2 separate regions of the Homo sapiens genome follow, and region 2 is linked to region 1. A link is a loop called in an ENCODE intact Hi-C map of the cell type or tissue named here. Cell type or tissue: PC-3. All regions are shown on one strand.

Region 1 (2,500 bases):
GTGTTTTATTAATGAGTCACAACATTTGGTATTCTATGAAGAAATCTGGTTGCCAAGCTCTATTTGGTAATCTTGAAAAGCTTTTCAGATTACTGAAACTCCTGTAATTTTGGAGAAGGACTCAGTTTTATCAGTGTGGTCCTAAATTGGTTATGTGTTTGATTTTTGCTATCTTTGTTTTTTTAAACTAAAATTACTGGTGGTTTATCAACATCAGTTTAGTTTGTTGTGAGGCTCTCATTAGTCCTATTGTAAATAGTAAATAATTTGTATGCAAAATATTTTTGACCTATGATTTTCCAGTATCTGCTATGACTCAAATATGAATAATCCATAGCCTTACTGCTAAAGAGAGAAGACATATAATCTCCCTCAAATCTACTATAGCATGACTTTTCATTGTGATTACTGAGCGTTTTCCTTAGAAAACTGAAATTAGGTGAGGTAGAGGAGACAGGTGTGGGGCCTTTTCCTCTACCCAACTGGAATGTAGTAAAAAAAAGTTTGTGAGCCACTAATTTTCCATGCAAAGGAAGACCATTCAACTCTTAAGAAATAGACATAAAAACAGGCCGGGCACAGTGGCTCACACCTGTAATCCCAGCACTCTGGGAGGTTGAGGCGGGCAGACTGTTTGAGCTCAGGAGTTTGAGACCAGCCTGGGCAACATGATAAAATCCGGTCTCTACTGGAAAAAAAAAAAAAGCAAAAATAAAAAAGCAAAAAAGCAGCGTGTGGTGATGTACGCCCGTGGTCCCAGCTACTGGGGAGGCTGAGGTGGGAGGGCAGCTTGAGCCCAGGGGGCAGAGGTTGCAGTGAGCTGAGATTGCACCACTGCACACCAGCCTGGGTGACAGAGCAAGACCCTGTCTCAAGACAAAGAAAAAAAAAAAAAAGGAAAAATCACCATATTTGTTTTTTAAAAAGCATTTGGGAAGCAAAAGAGAACAATGAAGTTATGCTAGGCAAGCGGTTCTCTAAATGTGGTTCCCAGATCAGCAGGATAAGCCTCACCTGGAAATTTGATTCCTAGACCCCACCCTAGACCTTCTGAAATAGAAATTCTGGGGATGGGGTTCAACAATGTTTCTATTTTACTTAACTGAAACTACCAACCAAACCTAAAATGTCATGTTATAATGTGGTGATTTTTACTTTTTACAAGAAGGGAAAACAGGGATTTAATGATACAAATGTGGAGTGTTTCCAGTTAAGATCAAGAATGATAGTAAAAGTGAAAAACTTTTTGTTCTCCTAGTAAATACAGTATAACTATTCAATGTGGCAAGCTTGTCAAACAATGTAAGCTTGTCTTTATAAGTCTTCCATGTAATTCTAAAACATGTAACAGTTTGAGAACCATTATGCTAGGTTATTTCATTGATATTAAAAATAAAAAGCTATTCTTTTTTTTCCCCCCTTTTGAGACAGGGTCTCACTCTGTTTCCCAGGCTGGAGGGCCGTGGCATGATCATGGCTCAGTACTCGCCTGGACTCCTGGGCTCATGCAATCCTTCCACCTCAGCCTCCCAAGTAGCTGGACTACAGGTGTGAGCAATCACTCCTGGCTAATTTTATTATTTGTGGAGATGAGGTCTCACTATGTTGCCCAGGCTGGTCTCAAACTCCTGGGCTCAAGAGATCCACTTGTCTCAGCCACTCAAAGTGTTGGGATTATAGGTATGAGCCATTGTGACCAGCCAAAAGGCTATTAAATGATCATGAAGTTGTAATCTTCAAGGAAAGCAAAGGAAATGATCCCTTAATTTAAAATAGATAAACATTAGTAAGCTAAGTGTGTCTTTACCCTTTCTCTGCTTTAAATTTTAAGTCCACCCAGGTGGAGCCCCATTACTTTTGGTCTTTGTAACAAGCAATAAAATAATGGCATTTAAAAGCCACATATCCACACTATTAAATGCCTAGGCAACATTAGGTAGCTTAGATAATTTAGGGTTGCACAACACATTAGGTGGAAGCTCAGCAGGCAATCACAAATTAAGTAAAATCAATTCAAGTAGGTGTTTAAATGAAGTCCAAAATGCTAAAAGAAATTCAGCTTAAAAAAGTAATTACAATGGAAGATAAAGTCTGACAAGAAAAATTCTAATTACTTTGTCGTCATTTGCAAACTTTATCCCCATCCAAGGCAATCACATGTTTTTCATTAGGTACACAGGAAACAATGCTGCATTCACACAATTCTGCCTGTATGCCAGTTGGGTAAGATTTTATATACTGCCAAAATAAATGCTGATAATCTAATAAACTCTAGGTACTTGTTTTTAGAGTTTCCTAAGTGTATTCAGTCACTAAACACCAGAATTTAAATAGAAGTAATTTATCCAGGTATTCAATCATGTGACAGACCAATTATAGTGAAACCTGTACCAATCTTTGGTCTTCAAGGATCCATTTATCTTGCTTTCAGTTTCTAAAAGGTGAATAATTTTCACAATCTCAGAGTTCTTTCCATTGTATTTCTGAATTACCATATGAA
Region 2 (2,500 bases), 100 kb before region 1:
CAATCTCGGCTTACTGCAACCTCTACCTCCCAGGTTCAAGGGATTCACCTGCCTCAGCCTCCTGAGTAGCTGGGACCACAGGCGCCTGCCACCACACCCACCTAATCTTTGAATTTTTAATAGAGACAGGGTTTCGCCATGTTGGCCAGGCTGGTCTCCAACTCCTGACCTCAAGCGATCCACCTGCCCAAAGTGTTGGGATTACAAGCATGGGCCACCGTGCTTGGTTTTTGTATTTTTTAATAGAGACAAGGTTTCACCATGTTGTGCAGGCTGGTCTCCAACTTCTGGGCTCAAGCAATCCACCCACCTCGGCCTCCCAAAGTGCTGGGATTTTTGGTGTGAGCCATCAGGTTTGAAGGGCTTTTACTCTTAAATTTCCTAAGATTAAGGATATTCTCTTACATAATCATAGTAATTAATTTTGATAAATTTAACATCAATACAATATCTTTACCTAATCCACTGGCTGTATTTCAGTTTTGTCACTTGCCCCAACGTTTTTTAATAACATTTTTCCTTCTACTACGGCATCTAGTCTAGGATCACAGTTATACATTTTCAAGTTATGAAGTAGTACATTTTTATAAAGTGAAATTCTAATATCAACAGATTTTTTTTTTTTTTTTTGAGATGGAGTCTCGCTCTGTCGCCCAGGCTGGAGTGCAGTGGCGTGATCTCGGCTCATTGCAAGCTCTGCCTCCCGGGTTCACACCATTCTACTGCCTCAGCCTCCCGAGTAGCTGGGACTACAGGCGCCCACCACCTCGCCCGGCTAATTTTTTTTTTTTTTTTTTTTTTTTAGTAGAGACGGGGTTTCACTGTGTTAGCCAGGATGGTCTCGATCTCCTGACCCCGTGATCTGCCCACCTTCGCCTTCCAAAGTGCTGGGAGGTGTGAGCCACCACTCCCAGCCTCAAAAGACATTTTAATTGGCCAACTCAACTATATTTTTAGTTGGTGTTCATATAAAAATTGATCTTTCACTCTAGGAAAAACAATTTTCTATAAAAATTATCTTATTCAGGGTAGCAAATGTCTGTCACTCCTTACACAGGCAATATCAAATTTCCTATGGAATCTACTGCTGCTATTTAGGGTAAAATAAATTTTCTCAAAACGGACTTTGACTTTGGCATTCTCTTTGATAACACTTCATAAAAAGTGTTTTTCCCTCTATAAATCATGCTGGTACAGTATACTGGCACTTTGCTTTAGAGAGAAGCTGGCAAAGGCCCTCTTAAGTAAATGAACATGCTCAGTTCAAATGACTCACTTAGCAGGAACAAGAAGTTTCACATGACAATTTATGGGCTAATTCACATGACCCCACCAGTGAAAAATGTAATACTGGAATCTCAGACCAATAAGATACTGAAAAGTTTTTTTTTTCTCATAGTGACACCTGTTAATCCTTGCTACCCAACATGTACTCCAGAAACACTGGTGTCATCTGAATGCCTGTTAGAAATGTACTCTGAGGCCCTATTCTGGTCCTACTGAACCAGTATCTGCATTTTAATTGCCAAAGTTTAGTTTATTGGTTTCTGAATTTATATCTCACCTTTAAAATAAAAGTAGTTAAGTGATCGTCTCTACATGCATTAAAACTCCTTGGACAATAAAGAATCTTATGAATATCAACTTATTTATTAGATTTTAATGACAAATTCAAAAGAGGAAAAAATACGGAGATATCACTTATTAGTTATATGACTTTGGTCAAGTTACTTCACCTCTCTGTGCCTCAATTTCCTTACTTAAAAATGGTGATAATAAGAAAACCTTTACTTTGAAAACCTACACCTCATAAAGTTATTGTGAGGATTAAATGAATTAATGTACACAAAGTGCTGAGAAAGGTGCCTGGCATACAATCAGCTCCCAGTACATTCTGCTATTATCAGTATCACTAAACCTTCACAACTATCGATTTTAGGTGAGACCTTAGTTTTACCCACTGCTGTCTAGTGTAATAAGACGTTAACTTCTGTAAGCTTCCATTTTTCATCTTTAAAAAGAGAATAAGGAGATAATAGGCGAGGCACGGTGGCTCACGCCTATAATCCCACCACTTTGGGAGGCCAAGGCAGGTGGATCACTTGAGGTCAGGAGTTTGAGACCAGCTTGGCCAACATGGGGAAACCCCGTTCCTACCAAAATAAAAAAATTAGCCAGGCGTGGTGGTACGCACTGGTAATCCCAGCTACTCGGGTGGCTGAGGCAGGAGAATCACTTGAACCCAAGAGGTGGAGGTTGCAGTGAGCCGAACTGCACCACTGCACTCCAGGCTGGGCAACAGAGTTAGAATCTGCCTCAAAAAAAAGAGAAAAAAGAAAAAAAGGGACAATAATATTAAACTACATCACAGCATCATAGTGAGGAGTAAGTGCCATAATATATGTAAAGGGGATAGCTTGGGGTCTGGCATACGTGGAGTTCTGTAATTATGTCCAAGAAGAGGTGACATCAGAATGTTCTTTCTTCTGTAACTACAAAT

Evidence for each region. Peaks named below come from ENCODE experiments on the same cell type or tissue, not always from the same donor. Only the 100,000 strongest peaks of a DNase experiment are listed, where the experiment ranks them.
Region 2: a loop joins it to region 1, with 2.3 times the contacts of the local background. A loop is called at or near these places in 4 of 110 quality-filtered maps.

The regions. Positions count from the first base shown.
Region 1 is chr15:83,153,463-83,155,962 of GRCh38, forward strand. All of the region lies in intron 4 of HDGFL3 (HDGF like 3), which reads right to left. Among named protein-coding and RNA genes, the nearest start is that of TM6SF1, 47 kb to the left of the region's middle. In PC-3, no CTCF peak of the experiment used is centred here; no DNase peak of the experiment used is centred here.
Region 2 is chr15:83,052,019-83,054,518 of GRCh38, forward strand. The region is part of intron 2 of BTBD1 (BTB domain containing 1); the gene reads right to left. All of the region lies in intron 1 of LOC124903542 (a long non-coding RNA gene), which reads left to right. Among named protein-coding and RNA genes, the nearest start is that of BTBD1, 14 kb to the right of the region's middle. In PC-3, no CTCF peak of the experiment used is centred here; a DNase peak (open chromatin) is centred at 1,303; H3K27ac peaks cover 548 bases.